Linked DNA regions of Homo sapiens: region 1 is linked to region 2. Evidence: chromatin loops called from intact Hi-C (ENCODE). Cell type or tissue: prostate gland. All regions are shown on one strand. Links, peaks and the distances in the headings refer to the core of each region. The heading gives the core; the rest is flanking DNA. Region 1 overlaps WIPI2 (WD repeat domain, phosphoinositide interacting 2). Region 2 overlaps RNF216 (ring finger protein 216).

What was found. A loop is a pair of places that touch in the nucleus more often than their neighbours do. Peaks named below come from ENCODE experiments on the same cell type or tissue, not always from the same donor. Only the 100,000 strongest peaks of a DNase experiment are listed, where the experiment ranks them.
Region 1: a loop joins it to region 2, with 2.3 times the contacts of the local background. A loop is called at or near these places in 5 of 110 quality-filtered maps.

The regions. Positions count from the first base shown.
Region 1 is chr7:5,233,727-5,245,825 of GRCh38, reverse strand. It overlaps WIPI2 (WD repeat domain, phosphoinositide interacting 2), which reads right to left. Exons shown (of 13, transcript NM_015610.4): 13 at 11,986-12,099. Among named protein-coding and RNA genes, the nearest start is that of SLC29A4, 43 kb to the left of the region's middle. RefSeq lists enhancers at 4,751-4,840, 5,314-5,608 and a silencer at 11,094-11,153. In prostate gland, for the core only: a CTCF peak has its summit at 5,430 (motif pointing left); a DNase peak (open chromatin) is centred at 5,435; H3K4me3 peaks cover 671 bases; H3K27ac peaks cover 959 bases.
Region 2 is chr7:5,657,999-5,670,097 of GRCh38, reverse strand. All of the region lies in intron 13 of RNF216 (ring finger protein 216), which reads left to right. RNF216-IT1 (RNF216 intronic transcript 1) reads left to right here. Exons shown (of 3, transcript NR_046834.1): 2 at 3,394-3,488; 3 at 7,533-7,666. Among named protein-coding and RNA genes, the nearest start is that of RNF216-IT1, 16 kb to the left of the region's middle. In prostate gland, for the core only: a CTCF peak has its summit at 4,554 (motif pointing right); a DNase peak (open chromatin) is centred at 4,527; H3K27ac peaks cover 267 bases.

The sequences.
Region 1 (12,099 bases), core at 2,733-7,732, 420 kb after region 2:
CATTCCAGCCTGGGTGACAACCTGGGAAGTGGAGGTTGCAGTGAGCTGAGATCGCACCATTGCTCTCCGGCCTGGGGGACAAGAGCAAAACTCCATCTCAAAAATAAATAAATAAATAAATAAATAATAATAAACAAATAAAAAATCCAATGTCTCCAATGATCAGGACCTATGATGACTCCACGGACATTAGCTCAATGGCCACATTAATGCAGGATATAGCCTGCTTGGCTTCTGCATCCATCCATCCGCAGCCACACGGCCACTTAGAGCCCAGGCTGGAATCCTGGTCTGGGACAAAGGCCAGTGATCTTTCCAACACTGCGTGCCCAGGAATCACACACGTCTACACACATGTGCACACATGCATGCAAGTGAACATGCCACCCTGGCTCCACGCCGTCCTCCATGCTTGCCAGCAGGGTGGGCATGGTCTTGCATTCAGACACCCTGCTCTGTGGTCTCCAGACTTTATTTTTATTTTTATTTATTTATTTATTTTTGAGATAGTCTTGCTCTGTTGCCAGGCTGGAGTGCAGTGGCGTGATCTTGGCTCACTGCAACCTCTGCCTCCCGGGCTCAGGCGATTCTTCTGCCTCAGCCTCCTGAGTAGCTGGGACTAATGGCACCTGCCACCACACCTAATTTTTTTTTTTTTTTTTTTTTTTTGAGACAGAGTCTTGCTCTGTCGCCCAGGTAGAGTGCAGTGGCGCAATCTCGGCTCACTGTAAGCTCCGCCTCCCAGGTTCATGCCATTCTCCTGTCTCAGCCTCCTGAGTAGCTGGGACTACAGGCGCCTGCCACCACGCCCGGCTGATTTTTTTGTATTTTTTAGTAAAGACGGGGTTTCACCGTGTTAGCCAGGATGGTCTCAATCTCCTGACCTCGTGATCTGCCCGCCTCGGCCTCCCAAAGTGCTGGGATTACAGGTGTGAGCCACTGCGCCCGGCCTGTTTCAAGCCTCTCAAGTACCTCCTGCATTCCTATCACTCAGCATGCACCCTTTCCAGGCAGCCTCTTTTGTCCAACACACAAATGTGTTGTCAGACAATGGATTCCAATTTTGGGATTGGAAAAAAAAGATTCCCATTAGTAACGCAGGGAGAACACACAATCATTGTGGGGCTACATACTAATGTGAATAAATCAGCTCCTAACAGGCTCTCTCTGTTAGAAAAGTCACCAGAAGGAAACACACAGCAGTGTTAACCCCAGGTTAGCTCTGGCACTGGCAGTTACAGGTGATCTTTCTTTTCTTTTCTTTTCTTTTCTTTTTTTTTTTTTTTTTTTTTGAGATAAAGGCTCACTCTGTCGCCCAGGCTGGAGTGCAGTGGCATGATCTCAGCTCATCACAACCTCCGCCTCCCAGGTTCAAGCGATTCTCCTGCCTCAGCCTCCCGAGTAGCTGGGATACAGGTGCCTGCCACCATGCCCGGCTAATTTTTCTATTTTTAGTAGAGATGGGATTTTGCCATCTTGTCCAGGCTGGTCTTGAACTCCTGACCTCAGATGATCCACCCACCTTGGCCTCCCAAAGTGCTGGGATTACACAGGTGTAAGCCCCTGTGCCTGGCTAGAGACTGGTTTTTGTTGTTTTGTTGTTGTTGTTGTTTTTGAGACAGGGTCTCACTCTATCCCCCAGGTTGGAATGTGGTGGTGCGATCATAGCTCACTGCAGCCTTGATCGAGACCCTGGGCTCAAGTGATCCTCCCATCTCAGCCTCCCCAGTAGCTGGGACTACAGGTGCGTGCCACTATGCCCAGCTAGGGGCAGGGACAGTTTGTGAAAAGAGCCACTTGCTGCCATGTAGGACGAGCTCTCTCTCTCCGATGACCCCATCCAAATCCTTCTGGAGGACAGGGCCTGGGGAGGGACCCGTGCTCCGAAGCCCCAAAGCCCTCTCTGATGGAAACTGCCCAGTGATGGGCACAGCTCTACGTGTCTTCATCTTTCTAGGAGCCCAGAGGTTCTTCCAGATTTGGGGTGCCTCCTTAAGAGGGACCCCCAGAACACTGACACAGTCTGACCCCTGGAGTCAGGGGGTGGGGACAGGAGCTGATCCCTTGAACTTCCTCAAAAGGAGCAGAAAGCTGAAAATAACCAGAAAAGATGCTCCCCAGAGCCTTAAGCAAAGGAGCTCGTCTGAACAAATTGCGGGTTTTTCTCCTTTGCCGGCAACACGGCAGCCACAGCCCTCAGCCCTGCCTGCGGTGCCCACCTGAAGCAAACAGAGTGACTTTGCCAACCACAGTGACGTTCTGCATTGGTGTAGGTTTCAGGACAGAATGGAGCAGCCTGGGCGCTCCCACGAAGGTCAAGAAGGACATAAATGACAGAGCTGGCCAGCGGCCAGGACGCGGGGCCCATGGTGGGTTCTGGGGCAGTGGCCAGGGACCCTCCTGGGGGCCATTTGTCAGCACCAAGGAGGCTGCAGGGACCTGACTGCGAGTCTGTCAAGAAGAGGGCCGCAGGCAGCCTGGGGCATGGTGCCATGGTCTGGGCTTGGGGGTGGATGGTGGCCAATCCCAGAACGCATCTCTGCATCTCAGAAGGGGCCCAGGGAAGCCAGGGTGGGGTGGCTGAGGGTGGGGAGCTATGCAGATCCTGGCTCTTCAGACAAGGACAGCAGGGGCCTCCCCCGGCCCTGTTCCCTCAGCCTCTGCCAGGAGCAACTGAACCCTGTCCTGCCCTGTGCCACCAGCTGGGATGAGTTACCTTGCCCAGGAGAGTCTTCTATTTGGGGAGGGGTGTTTTGTGAGCAAAGTGCCCTGAAGCCAATGGGTCACTGTGCACACCATGAGGCGTTTCTTTCATTCTAAGGTGTCACTTAGTTACGGATTTCCAGGGGACAGGTGGCCAAATTAATGACCCTGGGCTGTGAAACACTCCAATTTTCTTTCTTTCTTTCTTTCTTTCTTTCTTTCTTTCTTTCTTTCTTTCTTTCTTGCTTGCTTGCTTGCTTGCTTGCTTTCTCTCTTTCTTTCCCTTCCTTCCTTCCTTTCTTTCTTTCTCTCTCTTTCCCTTCCTTCCTTTCTTTCTTTCTCTCTCTCTTTCTTTCCCTTCCTTCCTTTCTTTCTCTCTCTTTCTTTTCCTTCCTTCCTTCCTTCCTTCCTTTCTTTCTCTCTTTCTTTCCCTTCCTTCCTTCTTTCCTTCCTTCCTTTCTTTCATTCTTTCTTTCTTTCTCTCTCTCTTTCTTTTCCTTCCTTCCTTTCTTTCTATCTTTCTCTCTCTCTCTTTCTTTCCCTCCCTCCCTCCCTCCCTCTCTCTCTCTTTCTTTCTTTCTTTCTGACAGAGTCTCACTCTGTTACCCAGGCTGGAGTGTAGGGGTGCGATCTTAACTCGCTGCAATCTCCGCTTCCTGGGTTGAAGCGATTCTCGTGCCTCAGCCTCCTGAGTAGCTGGGAGTACAGGCACGCACCACCAAGCCTGGTTAATTTTTGTATTTTTTAAAGGAGACGGGGCTTTGCCATGTTGGCCAGGCTGGCCTCGAACTCCTGGCCTCGAATGATCCACCTGCCTTGGCCTTCCAAAGTGCTGGGATTACAGGCGTGAGCCACCGTGCCCCGCCCCTAACACTCCAATTTCATAAACACCACCACAGGGAAGGAATGGTCTTAGAATGAGTAGGTGGCTGCGTGTGGTGCCTCATGACTGTATTCCCAGCACTTTGGGAAACTGAGGTAGGAGGACTGCTTGAGCCCAGGAGTTTAAGACCAGCCTGGGCAATGTACCGAGAACCTGCCTCTACAAAAAGGCATAGTAGTGGGCACCAGGAGTCCCAGCTACTTGGGAGACTGAGGTGGGAGGATCACTTGAGCCCAGGAGGTTGAGGCTGCAGTGAGCTGTGATCCCACCACTGCACTCCAGCCTGGGTGACAGAGTGAGACCCGAACTCTAAAAGAAAAAAGAAAGAATGAGGCTGGGTGCAGCGGCTCATGCCTGTAATCCCAGCACTTTGGGAGGCCGAGGCAGGCGGATCACCTAAGGTCAGGAGTTCGAGACCAGCCTGGCCAACATGGCGAAACCTCATCTCTACTAAAAGTACAAAAATTACCCAGGCGTGGTGGCACGTGCCTGTAATCCCAGATACTCGGGAGGCTGAGGCAGGAGAATCGCTTGAACCTGGGAGGCGGAGGTTGCGGTGAGCTGAGATTGTACCACTGCACTCCAGCATGGGTGACAGAGTGAAACTCCATCTCAAAAAAAAAAAAAAAAAAGGAAGGAAGGAGGGAGGGAGGGAAGGAAGGAAGGGAGGGAAAAAAAAGAGAGAAAGGACCATGTATTGCCCAGGCAGAGCCTTATGGTTTACACTCACTGCTCTCGAACCTCACTCCCTGTACCTGCTGTTATCTCCGTGGGATGCAGGGAAGCCAAGGGCCTCTCTAGCACTTTCTCCATCCTGAGGTGCTGGGCAGCTCTCTCCTCAGGCTCTCTCGGGAGCTGTCTGTGCTTGGCCACCCTCCTTCCCCGGGGACATATCAGACTACACAGTGCCTGCTTCAGAGCAGACAGCGTTTGCTGGTGCGGGGTGTGTGTGTGTGTGTGTGTGTGTGTGTGCGCACGTGTCTATGTGTGTGTGTGTTGGGAGAGCCTCTGTCTGAAGGCTGAGGTCAGGAGCTCAGAGTCAAGCCGTCTGGGGGTGATGCTCCGGTCGCCCTCTCTAGATCTGACTGGCTTTTTCTTTTTCTTTCTTTCTTTTTTTTTTGACATGCACTCTCACTCTGTCGCCCAGGCTGGAGTGCAGTGGCGCGATCTCGGCTCACTGCAACGTCCGCCTCCCAGGTTCAAGTTAGTGTTCTGCCTCGGCCTCCTGAGTAGCTGGGATTACAGGCGCCCGCTACCATGCCCAGCTAATTTTTGTATTTTTAGTAGAGACGGGGTTTCACCATGTTGGCCAGGCTGGCCTCAAACTCCTGACCTCAGGTGATCCGCCTGTCTCAGCCTCCCAAAGTGCTGGGATTACAGACGTGAGCCACCTCGCCCGGCCTGACCGGCTTTATCGATTCACCATTTTAAATGGTGATGAATCGGCTCTCCCGCGGGGGAATGGCATGATTAGGAAACAGGTCGTTGAGAGGGGAGGGGTGGCCAATAAGAAGGCAGGCGGCCAGGAGGCCGTGGGGCTACAGACAGGGGAGGGAGCTGCCGCTGGAATGGAGTCCCACTGTGGCAAGGTCACCCTCTCCCCGGAGGGAGAGGCGCCCTCCGAGACCCACATTCATCCACAGGCGGTAACGAGAACAGAGTGAAATTCCCATTGTCGGAGGAAGCCAGGTTTCTCCACGGCCTCTGTTTGCCATTTTTGCATTGGGAGTTCATTCAAACTAGCACATTGGCGAAGCTCCCGGGTGCGACCGCCCAGCCCCCAAGGACACAGTCTGACCAGGGCACCCTCCCCCACAGCTCGCCAACCCACCAGCCCCGCAGATGTCTGCACAGTTGGGAGACTTCCACCACCTAGTGGCCGTGAAGAAAACCATCCACCCTCCTCAGAGCTCGGGGTTGGGAGGAGACTCAGGCGGCTCCTGAGGTCCTGATGGTCTATCCGTCTGTGTCTCGCAGCGTTAGGGTCCAGAGAAACACAGGAAAGGCAGGGCGGGGGCGGGGAGGGGTGCAGGGGAGCTCACCTGGCCCGGCCTGCCTCCCTTGTCTACCCAGCTTGCAGGGCCTCAGCAGCTCCAGGAGTCTGACAACAGCGCTCTGGGGAGGAAAATCTTACCAAGGAAGAGTTTGTAACTGTAGCATGCTTGTAAACTAGAATATTATTATTTTTTTTTTTGGTAGAGGCTGCGGCGGGTCTCAAACTGTTGCCCAGGCTGGTCTCGAACTCCTGGCCTCAAGTGATCTTCCTGTCTCAGCCTCCTGAGTAGCTGGGCATATCAGCCCACCTGGCTAATTTTTTTTTTTTTTTTTTTTTTTTTTTTTGAGCTGGAGTCTCGCTCTGTCGCCCAGGCTGGAGTGCAGTGGCGCGATCTCGGCTCACTGCAAGCTCCGCCTCCCGGGTTCACGCCATTCTCCTGGCTCAGCCTCCCGAGTAGCTGGGACTACAGGCGCCCGCCACCACGCCCGCCTAAGTTTTTGTATTTTTAGTAGAGAGGGGGTTTTACCGTGTTAGCTGGGATGGTCTTGATCTCCTGACCTTGTGATTCTCCTGCCTCGGCCTCCAAAGTGCTGGGATTACAGGCGTGACCCACCATGCCCGGCCACACCTGGCTAATTTTTTAATTTTTCGTAAAGACGGGGGTCTTGCTCTGTTGCCCAGGCTGGTCTTCAACTCCCAGCCTCAAGCAATCCTCTCACCTCGGGCTCTCAAAGTGCTGGGATTACAGGTGTGAGCCACTGTGCCTGGCCCCTAGGATACTATTTTATATTTCTAAAGATATCTGCATTATTTATTTATTTATTTATTTATTTTTGAGACAGAGTCTCACTCTGTCGTCCAGGCTGGAGTGCGGTGGCGCCATCTCGGCTCACTGCAACCTCCGCCTCCCGGGTTCAAGCGATTCTCCTGCCTCGGCCTCCCGAGTTGCTGGGATTACAGGCACGCGCCACCACGCTCAGCCAATTTTTTTATATTTTTAGTAGAGATGGGGTTTCACCACGTTGGCCAGGCTGGTCTCGAACTCCTGACCTTGTGATCTGCCTGCCTCGGCCTACCAAAGTGCTGCGATTCCAGGCGTGAGCCACCGCGCTCAGGCAATTTTTTGTATTTTTAGTAGAGACGGGGTTTCACCATTTTGGCCAGGCTGGTCTCGAACTCCTGACCTCGTGATCCGCCCGCATCAGCCTCCCGAAGTGCTGGGATTCCAGGCGGGACCCTCTGCGCCCACCGGGTGCTTGGCTTTAAAGGTGACTTGTCCTCCCGCCCACGCCATTCCTCAGAGTCACTGCAGGACTGAATGAATGGCGAGGGCAGGCGGGCAGGAGGCTCCAGGACTTCCTTCAGAGCCCGTTTCATTTTACTTAGGGCTTCTGCTAGTTAGTACCCGTGTGCTCTGGGATGCTGGTTTAAGCAGAAAATCCCAGCTGTTATTTCCAAAGCTGGTGGCGGAGTTTAGAAGTTTCTCGACTTAACATGCACCGTGCCTCCTCACACCGAGCGCAGATCCGCGCCCTGCAGACAGAGCTGTGCGCGCCAGGGAGCCAGTTCCCCAACCCTGCCGTTCTGCGGCCCTCGGTGGACTTCGGTCCGAACTCTCCCAGGTCCCCAGGCTCAGGCACAGGCTCAGCACTAAACGCACCAGGGAAGGTCAAGAGGAGGGCGCTGAGGGGACCTCCCCGAGGGAGAGGAAAGGCAGGGAAAAGTCTTCAGATTCCCTTGAGGAAAGGTGCTTCGCCGTCGCAGGGAGCCCAAGCACATTTCTGCGCTGACCCACTAAAAAGTAATGTCGCACAGGAAGAAAAAGCCACTTCTAAAAGCAGCAACAGGGCCGGGCGCAGTGGCTCACGCCCGTAATCTCAACACTTTGGGAGGTCGAGTCGGGTGGATCACCTGAGGTCAGGAGGTTTTTTTGTTTGTTTGTTTGTTTGTTTTTTGTGACAGAGTCTTGCTCTGTCGCCCAGCCTGGAGTGCAGTGGCGTGATCTTGGCTCACTGCAACCTCCGTCTCGCAGGTTCAAGTGATTCTTCTGCCTCAGCCTCCCGAGTAGCTGGGACTACAGGGGCGCACCACCAAGCCAGGCTAATTTTTTTTTCTTTTTTAGTAGAGACGGGGTTTCACCATATTGGCCAGGCTGGTCTCGAACTCCTGACCTCAGGTGATCCGCCCACTTCAGCCTCCCAAAGTGCTGGGATTACAGGCGTGAGCCACCGCGCCCGGCCGAGGCCAGGAGTTTGAGAACAGCCTTGGAAACATGGTGGAACCTCGTCTCTACAGAAACATGCAAAATTATCCAGGCTTGGTGGTGCGCACCTGTAATCCCAGCTACTCCAGAGGCTGAGGCAGGAGAACTGCTTGAACCTGAGAGGTGGAGGTTGCAGTGACCCAAGATCATGTCATTGCACTCCAGCCTGGGCTACAGAGCGAGACTCCCATCTCAAAGAAAAAAAAAATAAAATCAGAAGCAGAAGCTGTAACAGAAACAGAAATCAGCACAGGGAATAGTGGAGTCTTGTGTGTGTCCGAGGGATGACACGATGCTCAGCGTCTGCTCAGACAGACGGTGGCTGTGAGAAGCCCTGATGGGAGAGCTGCCAGCCTGGACAGCCGGCTGTGAAGACTCCACGCCAACCAACGTCCCGCAGGCCGCACGGAGATGGGCAGGACCGAAACACACAAGGCTTGGCCTTTGATGAAAAGGAACTCCCCAAGCCAGAAGGAAGTGTGTGATGAAGCAATTCAGCTCAGAGAAGGATGTGCTTCTAGAAGAATCGCCGCATCAGCACTATGTTTAAACTCACATGCTAATCCAAACATGGACCGGCAAGAACGCAGGCGGAACAGGTCCACCGTGTCCTGGCCCACGCACAAGCGGGCCAGCTGTTCCACCAACGCAATCATTCAGCTGCGGCGACACCCGGAGGGGCTCCCCTGTGTAATGCCCCCCACCCTGGGAGAGCTGGGTTTCTTTTTGTTTTCTTTTTTCTTTTTCTTTTTTTTTTTTTTGAGACGGAGGCTCACTCTGTCGCCAGGCTGGAGTGCAGTGGGCGATCTCGGCTTACTGCAAGCTCCACCTCCCGGGTTCAGGCCATTCTCCTGCCTCAGCCTCCCGAGTAGCTGAAACTACAGGCGCCTGCAACCACGCCCGGCTACTTTTTTGTATTTTTAGTAGAGACGGGGTTTCACCGTGTTAGCCAGGACTATCTCGATCTCCTGACCTCGTGATCCACCCGCCTCGGCCTCCCAAAGTGCTGGGATTACAGGTGTGAGCCACCACGCCTGGCCGAGTTGGGTTTCTTTAAAAGATTTTAGTCAGGCTTCTGGCATTTTGCTATAATATTCTAGGTAGAATTATAGGGCAATTTGGTACAAATTAGATGTTTAAGGCTGGGCTCGGTGGCTCATGCCTGTAATCCCAGTACTTCGGGAGGCCGAGGTGGGTGGATCACGAAGTCAGGAATTCGAGACCAGTCTGACCAACGTGGTGAAACCCCGTCTCTACTAAAAGTACAAAAATTAGCCTTGCGTGGTGGTGGGCACCTGTAATCCCAGCTACTCAGGAGGCTGAGGCAGGAGAATCGCTTGAACTTGGGAGGCAGAGGTTGCAGTGAGCTGAGATCGCACCACTGCACTCCAGCCTGGGTGACAGAGTGAGACTGTCTCAAAAACAAACCAAACAAACAAAAACAAATGAGATGTTCAGCCTGTGAGTAGGCAACAAAAAAATAGAACACAGGTTTTAATTTTAAGAGAGGGGGTCTTGCTATGTGGTCCAGACTGGCCTTGCCTCAAATTGCTGGTCTCAAGCGATCCTCCTGCCTTGGCCTCCCAAGAAGCTGGGATTATAGGTGTGAGCCACCACGTCCAATTCTTTAGCGTGTTATAAAATGCTGATAGCAATGGGCTTTCAGTCAGATTTGGTGGGGGAATGTAATCAGTATGTTCACCTGAAGCTCAGGCAGGCACACACACACACACTCACAGACACACACACACACACACATGCACGCACACTGGCAGCACCAAAAACAGCTTCACCTAAAATGAAGTGTTAAGAGGAATCTATTTACATTATAACTAACTATAGAAAGAAACGATGTAGAGGTGAGGAATCAAGACAGTCTCTTCACATTCTGAACTTTAGAAAGATTTCATTTTTCTTTTTTCTTTTTTTTTTTTTTGAGACAGAGCTGTGCTCTGTCACCCAGGCTGGAGTGCAGTGGCATGATCTCTGTTCACTGCAAACTCTGCCTCCCGGGTTCAAGCGATTCTCCTGCCTCAGCCTCCTGAGTTGCTGGGATTACAGGCACATGCCACCATGCCCATGTATTTTTAGTAGAGACGGGGTTTCACCATGTTGGTCAAGCTGGTCTCAAACGCCTGACCTTGTGATCCACCCGCCTTGGCCTCCCAAAGTGCTGGGATTACAATAGGCATGAGCCACCGCGCCCGGCCTCATTTTTCTAAATTAGAGACTTTCCTAGCTGGTTATTAGGGAAGGGTAAGAACTGGTCACATCTCAAAACCCTGAGATTGGTTTTGTTTTGTTTTTGTGCTTCAGAAAAACCCACAGATTGAAAAGGTATGACATAGGTGAAGGGTTATGACCTGGGTCAGAACTAAAAGATACGTCAGAAAAACCCTATCTGCTTGGCCAATGATTATCATGATATATTTTCAGTAAGAAATAAGTCATAAAAAAGAGAATTCTATGTAAAGCAGGGAGGCGACCCAAACAGAAGTCCCACGGTTTCCCTGCACGTTCTTTTTACATCTCCAACACCACAGAGCTGAAGCCGAACGGTCCCGCCTCTCTCTTAAGTACGCTTGTAAAATAACGCATTTGGATTTCCTGCTTGCTGGCCATGGTGTCACATGTCCGTTTCTTTTTCTTTTTCTTTTTTGAGACAGTCTCACTCTGTTGCCCAGGTGAGAGTGCAGTGGCATGACTCAGCTCACTGCAACCTCCACCTCCCGGTTTCAAGCAACTGTCCTGCCTCAGCCTCCAGAGTAGCTGGGATTACAGGCACCCACCACCACGCCTGGTTACTTTTTGTATTTTTAGTAGAGACAGGTTTTGCCATGTTGGCCAGGCTGGCCTCGAACTCCTGACCTTAGATGATCCGCCCGCTTCTGCCTCCCAAAGGGTTGGGATTACAGGCATGAGCCACCTCATGTACATTTCAAACAAGTGACTCGGTCATTCCCTGCATGCAAAGGTCTGGTCTACAAAGATGTAGGGCAGGGGACACACGAAACAACAAGCCTGGCCCATCCCCACCCTTTGCCAATGTGGTTATGAAAACCACGAGCAGCGGGGCGAGGTGGCTCATGGCTATAATCTCAGCACTTTGGGAGGCCGAGGCGGGTGGATCACTTGAGGTCAGGAGTTCGAGACCAGCCTGGCCAACATGGTGAAACCCGGTCTCTACTAAAAATACAAAAATTAGCCGGACGTGGTGGTGCGTGCCTATAGTCCCAGCTACTTAGGAGGCTGAGGGAGAATTGCTTGAACCCAGGAGGTGCACGTTGCAGTGAGCCGAGATCGTGCCACTGCACTCCAGCCTGGGCGACAGAGCGAGACTCAGTCTCAAAAAAAAAAAACCACAAAAACCCCCAAACAAAAAACTAAACCAAAAAAACCAGACGAGCAACAGGGATGAGCATGTTTTCTGCCACCCCTTGTCCCGTTTCCTTGGCTAAGCTGTGGCCAAAGCACTCCCGGCCTTTTACACATGGAGCCCACTGCTGGTTGTGGAGGTAGGAAGACTCCCTCTCTCCCCTCTCCAAATGAAACCGTGCGTGGGAAGAATCACCCAGTTCTCTCTGTGGCAGGGAACGGCAGCCATGGAGCTCCTGGGTCCCCTGACAGGGGCAGGGCCTGCTGTTCCAGGGCGCCCACCACCTCCCAGACCAGCTCGCACCACCTGCCCGTTAAGCTTGGTGTTGAGAAAAGGCGGGGATGAAAGAGACCCACGTGTAACCTCCATGTGAATTACACTTTTTTTTTTTGAGACAGAGTCTTGCTCTGTCGCCTAGGCTGCAGTGCACTGATGCAATCTTGGCTCCTGGCAACCTCTGCCTCCCAGGTTCAAGCGATTCTCCTGCTTCAGCCTCCCAAGTAGCTGGGATTACAGACGTGCACCATCCCCCGCCCCACCCCCCCAGCTAATTTTTGTATTTTTAGTAGAAATGTCGTTTCACCATGTTGGCCAGGCTGGTCTCGAATTCCTAACCTCAAGTGATCCGCCCACCTTGGCCTCCCAAAGTGCTGGGATTACAGGTGTGAGCCACCGTGCCTAGCCTCTGAATTACACTTCTTACCCGTATTGTCACCTCCCTCCCGCCTGGCTTATTCAAAAACCAGAACTGAATAAAAATCGTGTTTAATTGCAGAAGACACATTTATGTTGTAGCGTTTATTGGGTGCCCACCGCTGGCTGGGCACCGAGCTGGGCGTTTGCAGGACACGCAGTCACACAACACCTCACAACAGCCC
Region 2 (12,099 bases), core at 2,368-7,367:
ATAAATAGCTGGGCATGGTGGTGCGTGCCTGTAATCCCAGCTAATCGGGAGGCTGAGACAGGAGAATTGCTCGAACTTGGGAGGCAGAGGTTGCAGTGAGCCAAGATCGCGCCACTGCACTCCAGCATGGGTGGCAGAGCGAGACTCCATCTCAAAAAAAAAAAAAGGATTTCCAAACGCACCATCCACAATCTCACTTACTTTCTTTTTTTTTGAGATGGAGTCTTGCCCAGGCTGGAGTGCAGTGGTGCGATCTCAGCTCGATGTTATCTCCACCTCCCAGATTCTAGCAATTCTCCTACCTCGGCCTCCCGAGTAGCTTGGATCACAAGTGCACAACACCATGTCGGACTAATTTTTGTATTTTTAGTAGATGGGGTTTTGCCATGTTGGCCAGGCTGGTCTCAAAACTCCTGACCTCAAGTGATCCGCCCACCTTGGCCTCCCAAAGTGCTGGGATTACAGGCGTGAACCACTGCACCTGGCCAACACAGTCTCAGTTTCAACAGTGATATCTGGCAGATTTGATACAAAGTTTAGGTCTTGATTTAGAAGCATGAACAGACCCCTCACCTCACTCTCTAGCATCTTTTGGTCTCTTACTGCTAAATCTGTCAATATAATCTTTCACTTGAGGCAAGATGGAGTGATGATTTCATAAGCATTGAGTAAACTCTGCCAGTCTTTTCAGCCACACTGAAAAGAATGGATAATGAGTGTGTCAGCCTCCCTGTGATTGCCAGTGGCAAAGATTGGTCTTCTAAAGATCTCATCATTTCTTTTCTAAATAGAGGTATCAGAGGATCAGCAAAACCAAGACCTGGATCAAAAGAGGTCAGAGCTTCTCAACTTTACTATGTGTCGGAATCAGAGATCTTGTCAGATGCAACTCTGCTTAGTAGGTATAGCTGGAGCCCGACCGCCCATATTCCTCTCAGGCTGGCAGGTGCAGACAGTCCTGCCCATCCTGCATAGCACGGGACTGGGTGGGATAGTTTCCACCAAGGGGGGCCATCTGTAGCCACCTGCCTGCGTTGAAATACTCTCTAATGCTCTTTATAATATTAGGTCCACAGAACTAAAAATCACTTATGCTCCTGCTCATATTCCTGGGGGAGATGACTAGATTTCGGCTGGATAAGAGCCCTGTGGGGATGAGTGAAGGTGTGAAAGTAGTCACATCTAGAGGCATCAGGTGGATAGTATGCTAACTAGATAGTGTTTTACTATTTCCCGTAGTAAAGATATGGGGAAGATACACCGTGACTAGAACGCCCAAATCTTGTGAACCAGGAGAATGAAGGGCATGAAGCCCTGGAAGGGCAGGCAACAGCAGACCCCGGCTACTTCCTAACAGCGTTCTTCCTCGGGACTGGGATCTCTGGCCCTGCTTCTGAGCCCTCCACTCTGGGTGTCTCCCACCTATACTTTTTATCATTCTTCTGTGTCGAGTTGACCCTTTTTTCCTCCCTCCTTTGACCCTCATCCTCAGTTCATATCTCCTGTCCCCATGAGAGGCTTCCCTTTTTGTCACATTTCACTAGCAAGGAGGGAAAGATTAAAAGTCCGCTTTGTGGCCTGGCACGGTGGCTCACATCTGTAATCCCAGCACTTTGGGAGGCCGAGGCGGGCAGATCACGAGGTCAGGAAATCAAGACCATCCTGGCTAACACGGTGAAACCCCGTCTCTACTAAAAATACAAAACATTAGCCGGGCGTGGTGGTGGGTGCCTATAGTCCCAACTACTCGGGAGGCTGAGGCAGGAGAATGGTGTGAACCTGGGAGGCGGAGCTTGCAGTGAGCCAAGATTGCGCCACTGCACTCCAGCCGGGGCCAACGGAGCGAGACTCCATCTCAAAAAAAAAAAAAAAAGTCCGCTTTGCTATTTACTCTGAGAAGGGATTTGATTTTTATGAGAATGTGAAAAACTACCAGGGGCAGCCGCTTTTCTATGCCTGCTATATAAACAGTACCTTGCAAGATGTCCTGTCTGATATCCACAAAGGGGTATTGTCAACCCCAAGTTCAGACAGCTTTGTATTCTTCTGTCCCTGGATACATGAATTACTGCCATCTTTACACAGCGCCCTAAAATACCAACGCGAAGTTACCTGCTCAGCTTGAAGCTGCGCTGTACCCTGGAACCAGCACTTCTGCTGAATGACTCAGGATGAAGCCTCGACTTCCTCCTTCCCATCCCATGCCCAGACCCCAGTGGCTCCTTTCCCCAATCTGATCCAGTGACTTTAAGTCCAGCTGTTGTCAGCCTGGGCATGAGGAGGAGTGTCAAGATGGTCTTTGTCCTACCTGGAAGGAGGCTTCCTGGAATCTGCAGCCTCTCTTCCAGGGCATGCTGACAGTGGAGTTCCAGCAGGCAGGAGCTGGTTTTGCTGGCTGTTCCTGCCAGGCCAAGATTCCCAGCAAAACCCTGGGAAGCCCAGAGGTAGCCCAAGCAGTGAGCAAAGACAAGGTCAGCCTGGCTTGTTTCTGCCCAAGTGATAACAGTGTTTCTATTTGACAGTTTGAAATGATTAGATCTGCTTCCTATGCATGGCCCTGCTCCTGCAGGATGGAGAAGGCTGGGGGGTTCCCCTGGTTCCCGGGCATTGTTCCTTATCAGCAGAGTCACCTCCAGGGTAACTAGAGATGGGGCTGGTTTTCAGTTCCTGGCAGTGATCCTTGGGACTTCCTATTGTGAGAATGAGCCTTTTGGTGCCTTTTTAAAGAAACTTTAATTCTGAATGAATTCTAAATTAATGGCTTTTAAACTTTTTTGTTTGTGACCTATAGTAAGAAATATAAATTACCATAAGCTTCATCCAAACATAAATAAATATAGGTGGAACAGAAACAGTTTTATAAAACAAATACTTGACACATGGAATGTGCCCTAGTATTTTTGTTCTAACTTTAAATCCACTAGTCATAATCTACTGAAGTGACTTTACAACCCACCATAGGGCCACAGTTTATAGTTTAAAAGTCATGGCTGGCCAGGCACAGTGCCTCACAACTGTAATCCCAGCATATGGGAGGCCGAGGCGGGTGCATCCTTTGAGCCCAGGAGTTTGAGACCAGTCTGAGCAACATAGCAAGACCTGGTCTGTACAAAAAATTAGCCAGGTATGGTGGCATGTGCCTGTGGTCACAGCTACTCTGGGCACTGAGGGGGCAGGATCACTTGAGCCCAGGCTTGAGCCCAGTGAGCTATGATGGCACCACTGACTGCACCCCAGCCTGGGTGACAGAATGAGACCCTGTCTCAAAAAAAAAAAAAAAAAAGTCATTGCTGTAGTAACTTCGGTTCCACAACCTGTATTGTATGGAGCATCTATGGGGAGCAAATCCTTTGGAAGGGGCTTAGTCACAGCCTCCCCTCCTGCCCTTTCCAGGCTGTGAGAAGCTCGGCAGGAAGGCGGGAGAGGCCCCACCTTCAGAGGCGCAGCTCAGAAGGCTTGAGAGCTCCCCGTGAAAGGGATCCCTGCAGGTGGGGTTCTTTGGGAATCAACCTCATGCACAGCCATTGCAGAGGCTCTTCTTCAGCATCTGTTTACTCTGGGCTCAGGCCCCAGGCAGCCTGCAAACCCAACCCTCCTCTCCACCTTACAGCTCTGCCCACCCTGCTCCTCCCTGTTCCTGGTGCCTGGAATTCTTTCCCCCAGATAGCACCAGACTCTCTCCCTCGCCTTTCTTAAGTCTTCACTTACATGCACCTTCGCAGAGAGGCCTTCCCTGACCACCAGTTTATAATCGTGAACTATTTCCCCCTCTCCACCCCAGTGCATTCTTCCTTTATTTTTTTCTCCTCAGCACTTACAATCATGTCTTAACTGTATATTACACTTAATGTGTGTCCCCACTGCAGAGCAGGACCCATAGTCCTTAGTAGGAGCTCACATACTGGTTTCGGATTTTTTTTTTTTTTTTTTTTGAGACGGAGTCTCACTCTGTCGCCCAGGCTGGAGTGCAGTGGCGTGATCTCCACTCACTGCAAGCTCTGCCTCCCAGGTTCACGCCATTCTCCTGCCTCAGCCTCCCGAGTAGCTGGGACTACAGGCGCCCGCCACCACGCCCGGCTAATTTTTTTGTATTTTTAGTAGAAACGGGGTTTCACCGTGTTAGCCAGGATCGTCTCGATCTCCTGACCTCGGGATCCGCCTGTCTCGGCCTCCCAAAGTGCTGGGATTACAGATGTGAGCTACCGCGCCCGGCCTTGGTCTTGGAATTTTTATATAAATGTCCACATGATGCCATTGCCTAGGCGTTGCTGATATAGTCTCGGTGATTCTGTTAAACAGCCATTCGAGAGAAACAGTCGTCTGTATTTGAGTAACTAAGGGAATTGGTAGTTTTGTTTGTAGTTACTATGATAAAGATAAAATTGAACTTTGATTTATTCCAGAAAGACTTTACCCTCCCACTCTGTCCTCGAAGCCCTGGTCCCCATAGTATAGTAAAAAGCCGGCAGCTATGTGTGGTCTCTCCCAGAGCAGTCAAGCTGGTGTCTCGGTGCCTTGTAACTTTCCATCCCTAGGGGGCAGCATTAGCACAGAAACCACATATAAAGCTTCTATTCCAATTTGTCACCTAATCCTGGTGGCTCAGGGAAAGAACTTTTCTAATCCACAGAAATAACACTTCAAGATTTCTTTTTTCAAAGCCTGGTTCTGTACATAGAAATGGTAGGTGAGGTGTGTATGAAAACAAAAAATATTTAAGAACAACATGAAATCTTCCCCAAAGAAGCCCTTTCCTCAGGACTAGGGAGTGAGGTGGGGGAGGCTTTGTAATGGTTCCCAGAGCTCTCACTTGGCCACTCCCAGATTTGAATTTCTGCATTTGGAAATGTAAAGGTTCTCCTTCCTTTGAGAGATGATTTACTGTACTTTGAGGATAGAGAGGAATCCCCTGCATGGTGAGCTTGGCTTCTTAGATGTGACATAATCAGATCATTACAAGACACTGTTAGAAGAATTCATGTTAGAATTTTGTGTGTCCTGGCTGGGTGCGGTGGTTCGTGCCTGTAATCGCAGCACTTTGGGAGGCCGAGGCGGGCAGATCACCTGAGGTCAGGAGTTCAAGACCAGCCTGGCCAACGTGGTGAAACCCAGTCTCTCCTAAAAAATACAAAAATTAGCCAGGCCTGGTGGCGGGCGCCTGTAATCCCAGCTACTTGGGAGGCTGTGGCAGGAAGAATTGCTTGAACCTGGGAGGTGGAGGTTGCGGTGAGCCAAGATTGTGCCATTGCACTCCAGCCTGGGCAACAAGAGCAAAACTTCATCTCAAGAAAAAAGAAAAAAAAGAATTTTGTGTGTCCTTTAAGAACTGGACCCAGGCAGTTTGGATTATCTTGTTTCTGGGAGTGCAGAGGAGAATGCTGGCCAGTGGGGGAAGCGTGCAGCCTACCCTTGGGCGGCAACTGGCCTTCCACAGCCCCTGGGGGTGTTGGGGAGAGCCAGGCTGGGACACAGGCAGAATGCGCATTTCCAGTCCTGACCCCTCTAAACCAGAAGTTCTCTTGGGCACACATTTTCAGGGTCTACTGTTTGTGAGCTCCTTTTATCCTGATTGAAGAGAGATCAACTTCCATGTCTTGAAACTACAGGAGAAAATCAACAAAGAACATCCTAATTGAAACATATGCAGTACTTTCTCACACCATCTGCAAGCATTTGGTCATTAGCTGCTTGGTAATAACTGCTGTTTGTAGTTTAACTCATTAAATTGGGGAAAGACATTAGGGAGCAAAGAAAGGAAGGACAGTAACTCATCCTTAAGGCTGAAGCTGTAATGAATTAACCTGAAAGGGTCGTATATATTAATAATTTCATTTTCTCATAAAATACTTGGCATAATTATAAATAAGACCCAATAGGGAGGAAATAATGTTCTTTCAGAGAGGAGATAGATACGCTTTTTTTGCCCATGGAAAGTACAAAAAAACAACTCTCTGCATGGAGAAGATGTGCTTTGTCTTGCCAGCCTCCAGCTCAGACATTCAGCACCTTGTGCCGCTCAAATCTAGTGCTAGGCCCTAGAAATCCAAAGATACCTGAGATGTACGGTGGTTGATTACGAGCCCCTCCAGGTCAGGAATTCTCCAGGCTTCATCTCCATCGCATCTCCATGTGGCACAGAATAGGCACTCAAGTGAACTTTTTTTTTGTTTTGGGGTTTTTTTGTTTTGTTTTGTTTTTTTGAGACGGACTCCCTCTCTGTCGCCCAGGCTGGAGTACAGTGGCAGGATCTCGGCTCATTGCACCCTCTGCCTTCTGGGTTCAAGTGATTCTTCTGTCTCAGCCTCCTGAGTAGCTGGGACTACAGGCGTGCGCCACCACACCCGGCTAATTTTTGTATTTTTAGTAGAGACAGGGTTCACTATGTTGGCCAGGCTGGTCTCGAACTCCTGACCTCGTGACCTGCCCGCCTCAGCCTCCCAAAGTGCTGCGATTACAGGCACGAACCACTGTGCCCGGCCTCAAGTGAACTTTTTTTTTTTTTTTTTTTTTTCCTGAGGTGGAGTCTCGCTGTGTCGCCCAGACTGGAGTGCAGTGGCGCAATCTCAGCTCACTGCAAGCTCCGCCTCCCGGGTTCAGGCCATTCTCCTGCCTCAGCCTCCCGAGTAGCTGGGACTACAGGCGAACGCCACCACACCTGGCTAATTTGTTTTTGTGTTTTTAGTAGAGACGGGGGTTTCACCGTGTTAGCCAGGATGGTCTCGATCTCCTGACGTCATGATCCACCTGCCTCGGCCTCCCAAAGTGCTGGGATTACAGGCGTAAGCCACCATGCCTGGCCAAGTGAACTTTTTTTTATTGGATGAATTGAGCCCTCCATGCCAAGCCTGTCCATAGTGACCAGCAGGACGTCATCTTTGCCGCAAGGAGCGCCTGGCATTTGGAAAAGATGTGACATAATCAGATAATTACAAGACGCCACTAAAAGTGCAGTAACAACGCATAAGCTAAGTGCTGTGGGAGCCCAGTGAGCAAGTGCCAGCTCTTCCCGGGTCATTTGGGTTTCCCAAGCCACTGGTATTTGAAAGGAGAACTGGTGAGTAGGTGTTGCCAGAGGAGAAGAGATATTCTTAGGCAAAATGTTGTGCCATTGAGGGCATAGGGGGTGTGGGTGCTGGATTCTCTGAGCGCTCTGTCCTGTCCCAGCTCCGTCTACTGTCCTGCTTGCATTCCCTGTACCTGGAACGCTTCTCTACCAGATAGCCTTCAGGCTCAAGCAGAAGTGCCAGCTCTACACAAGCCTTCCCTGACAAACCAGTGTCAGATGGCACCCTCCCTGTTCACACTGCCTGCCCCCTACCTGGCTTTAGTTTCCTCTGAGGTACTCACCATCTTCCTCAGAGTATACAGTTATCTGTTTGTGAGTAGACTCTAAGAGGACAAGGGCTTCGTTTTATACCGATCCCTCTCTCTGGCACTGATGGAAGGCTCTCAGCGGCACTGATGGAAGGCTCTCAGTGGCACTGGTGGAAGGGGCAAGGGTGGGAACATGAGAGTGTCTTCATTCCTTTCAGTGCAGAAACTGTCTCTGTTACCTGCATTGCTCTGAACAAAACCGACCCAGAGCAGTTTCAGTGATGGTGATAATCTCAAGCAATGCCATTACCAAATCTTAATGCCCTGATCCTGGCCACCTTTGAGGAGGTAAGTGGCAAGTATTTACAAGTAAGCGTCCAGGGGCTGGTTGAGGGAGTGACTATGGAACACTTTCATGGAGCCTATCTCTGTTTATGCGGTAATGGAAATCTAAAAATGGACTTCCTTTTGCTATACCGCCAGACATGCAACTGCCCAAAGGTGGCAGGAACAGCTACTTCCTCACACGTGTCCAGTCTGAGATCACCCTGTGATTAGCAGGTTCCTATCGTTACCAGTAAGAAAGGGTATCCTCAGGTCTGATTCCATCCCATCCTGCCTCTTACTGAGCCATTCGCAGCTCTCCAGGAAGCAGACATCCTGCACAGCTGCAGCTGCACGGCCATGCCTTTGATGCCCTGATGCTCACACCCAGATTTGCTGATTGTTCCTCTGTGGTCTTCTCACACAAGATGCCATTGTAACCTCAGCTTGTCTCATAGCCACGTGCCCTTGGGTTCTCCAGTAAACAGTGACCTGCTTTCGCTAGCAAACGCCATGTGGGCACACAGTGGGACTAGAGTAAGAGCAAGTGGATTTGGGATCAGACAGACTCATGTCTAAAGCTCTGTGACCTCGACCAAATTAATTGGACCCTCTGAGCCTTCTTTTTCTCTTACCTTTTTTGTTTTTGTTTTTGTTTGAGCAGAGTCTCATTGTCTCGCCCAGGCTGGAGTGTAGTGGCACAATCTCAGCTCACTGCAACCTCTGCCTCCCAGGTTCGAACGATTCTCATGCCTCAGCCTCCCAAGTAGCTGGGATTATAGACTTGCACCACCACGCCTGGCTAATTTTTGTATTTTTTGTAGAGACGAGATGTCACCATGTTGGCCAGGCTGGTCTCAAACTCCTGACCTTAAGTGATCCACCCTACTCGGCCTCCCAAAATGCTTGGATTACAAGAGTGAACCACCATGCCCAGCCGTATTTACTTTTTTAAAAATGGGAATAATTCTCCAGTACTTCCCTGTAGAGTTGCTGTGAAGATTGAGATGTGTATGCAAAGCACCCTTTGTGAAGATGTGTAAGTTTTCAGTCCTAGCAGGTCTCATTTATTTCTTTAACAAAAAACCTAAGCCTACAAGCTGGGCATGGTGGCGCACACCTGTAAGTTCAGGCTACTGAGGAGACCGCCATGAGCTATGCTGGCGCCACTGACTGGGCAATAGAGTGAGACCCAATCCCTTCGAAAAACAGCCTGCAGGGGCTGGGCGCAGTGGCTCATGCCTGTAATCCCAGCACTTTGGGAGGCCGAGGTGGGCAGATCACTTGAGGCCAGGAATTCAAGACCAGCCTGGTCAATGTGGCGAAACCCTGTCTTTACTAAAAATACAAAAATTAGCCGGGCATGGTGGTGCATACCTGTAATTCCAGCTACTTGGGAGACTGAGGCATGAGAATCTTGAACCCTGGAGGCGGAGGTTGCAGTGAGTCGGAATTTACTCCAGCCTGGGTGACAAAGCGAGATGCTGTTTCAAAAAAAAAAAAAAAAAAAAAAAAACCTAAGGCTTCAGGAGCATGGAGCTAGTACTGTGAAAAGCAGGAGTTTTAGACCTCTGTTAAAGATGTTCCCCAGGCCAGGCATGGTGGCTCACATCAGTAATCCCAGCACTTTGGGAGGCTGAAGCTTGCGGATTGCTTGACTCCAGGAGTTTGAGACCAGCCTGGGCAACATGGCAAGACCCCATCTCTACAAAAAATTAGCCAGGCATGGTGGTGCACACCTGTGGTCCCAGCTACTTGGGAGGCTGAGGTGGGAGGATCGCTTGAGCCAGGGAGGTCGCGACTGCAGTGAGCCAAGATTGTGCCACTACACTCCAACCTGGGTGACACAGTGAGACCCTGTCTCAGTCAATCATTAAAACAGGGCTCCATGCCTGTAATCCCACCACTTTGGGAGGCCGAGATGGGTGGATCACCAGGTCAAGAGATGGAGACCATCCTGGCCGACATGGTGAAACCCTGTCTCTACTAAAAATAGAAAAATTAGCCAGGTGTGGTCGCGGGCGCCTGTATTCCCATCTACTCGAGAGGCTGAGGTGGGAGAATCACTTGAACCCAAGAGGCAGAGCTTGCAGTGAGCCGAGATTGCGCCACTGCACTCTAGCCTGGTGACAAAGCGAGACTCCATCTCAAAAAAAAAAAAAAAAAAAAAAAAAAAAAAAAAAAAAAAAAAAAAGAATTTAAAACAGGGCCGGGCTCTGTGGCTCATATTTATAATCCCAACAGTTTGGGAGGCCATGGTGGGCAGATCGCTTGAGCCCAGAAATTTGAGAGCACCCTGGGAAACATAGCAATACCTGTCTGTACAAATAAAATAACAAAATTTAGCTGTGGTGGCACGTGTTCATAGTCCGAGCTACTCGGAAGATAGAGGCGGGAGAATTGCTTGCACCCAGGAGGTCAAGGTTATAGTGAGCTATAATGGCACCACTGCACTCCAGCCTGGGCAACAGAGCAAGACCTTGTCTCTAAAAAAAAAAAAAAAAAAATTAATGAATGTAATTAAAATATTAAGAAGAATAGTAATAAAGTCCCTTTCTGAAGCCATATCAGAAAATGTGGTTCTCTTCTTCTTAACAAAAAAAGTACAGGTGTGCTGCTATTGCCCCATCGCAGGTTAGCCTTTCCTGCCCCTGCCAGGCTTGGTGTTGGCACACCTTGTTTCAGGAAGTAAGCTGTGCCCTTATTTATGGAGGACTGTTGAGGAAATCTAAGCAAGAATCAAATCCACACTCCGAGCCTGTTCCCCTAGAAGTTATTTACTTGGCCTTAGTTTAGAAAGGGGGTGCTGCAAGGTCCTACAACCCCAGCAAACCATCCCTTTAACAGTAGCAGCCAGAAGAATCTTTTGAAATGTCAACCAGATGCTTGCATTTCCCACCTGGTCAGCCTAGCTTTCCAAACTCCTTCCTATAGCCTCAGTCCTACTGGGTGACCATGGTCCATTCTCCACTCTCCCCCACTGGGCTCCAGCCATACTGACTTTCTCAGCATGAGACGGACCCTCTCCTGCCCTGAAGCCTTCACCCTTGCTCTTCCCTCTGTACCCATACCTGGCCGACTCCTCCTTTAGGACTCAGCTTAAATGTCGCATCCTCTGACTAGGCCCCTAGTGTCAGTTAATATCTGTGTTTTTCAGTAAAACGTAAATGTCATGAAGATAGAAACTGAGCCTAACTTGTTTATTGCTGTATCTCCGGTGTCTCATACAAATGACAGAAATTCAGCAGATACTGGAAGAGCACATAAATGAGTGAATAAGTAAGCTGGTCTGGAACTAAACTCGCCTCTGCCTCCCACCGTCACTCAGATCTTATTCTGCACCACTTGATCTAAGTTCATGTTTCCACCAATCTCGCTAGTGTCCTACATCAGAAGCCTAGAAGTCTTTCTAGGCTTCTCTCTCACCCTCATCTCTTTCATAGACTCTTCCAGTTGCTTCTCAACCATCTTTCTGTCTTTGGTCTCAAGCTCACTAATTAATGGAAGTATTCTGAAACATAACTCCGACACATTGCTGCACTCTCCAGGCCTCCTCCATGGCGCTTCAGTATTGAGAGCGGCAGATGTACAATTTTATTGCTTGCCGTATCAGAAAAATTGTGCAGAGGACACCCCCAGCGTATGTGTTTATTTGTACGTTACATGTGTGCTACTGTTGTAACATAACATGGCAAAACATACACAGATACAGAAAATTTAAAAGGGTGTAATGAAATAAATCATACTTTAAAATATACTGCTTTATTCAAGTCAGTTAAAAAAATTTTTTTTTTTTTTTTTTTTTGAGACAGTCTCTCTCTGTCACCCAGACTGGAGTGCAGTAGCTTGATCATAGCTCACTGCAACCTCCACCTCCCAGGCTCAAGAAATCCTCCCCCTCAGCCTCCCAAGTAGCTGAGACTACAGGCACATACCACCACAGCCAGCTATATTTTTGTATTTTTTGTAGAGATGGGGTCTCACTATGTTTGCCAGGCTGGTCTCAAACTCCTGGGCTTACGTGATCTGCCCACATCGGCTTCCCAGAGTGCTGAGACTACAGGCATGAGCCACTGTGCCCGGCCCAAAATAATTTTATTTAATGAGATGAAAACTTTGTGCTTATTAAAATAGGAATCTTTTGAACTATGTTTCATTGTTGGAATGTTTGGTTTGAGCATCTGGTTCTGAGGTTCAGATACTTGGCTTTAATGGCTGTCATTGCTGGAAAAGCGTTTCACTAAGACGTAGATCCCAGTAGGAGAAGCACTTTATTGGTTGCATGGAGGTTCTGATTACTCATGGCACTTACTGTAGTCAATCCCATGAAGATGTCAGCTCCGCAAAGAATCCTTGTCTGACTCACCTCTTTCTCCTCTGCATGCACATGCATGCTCCCCTGCCGTGTGTGCGTGCACATTACACTGAACCCCCATTATGCTGTGCTTGATTTGCCCCGAT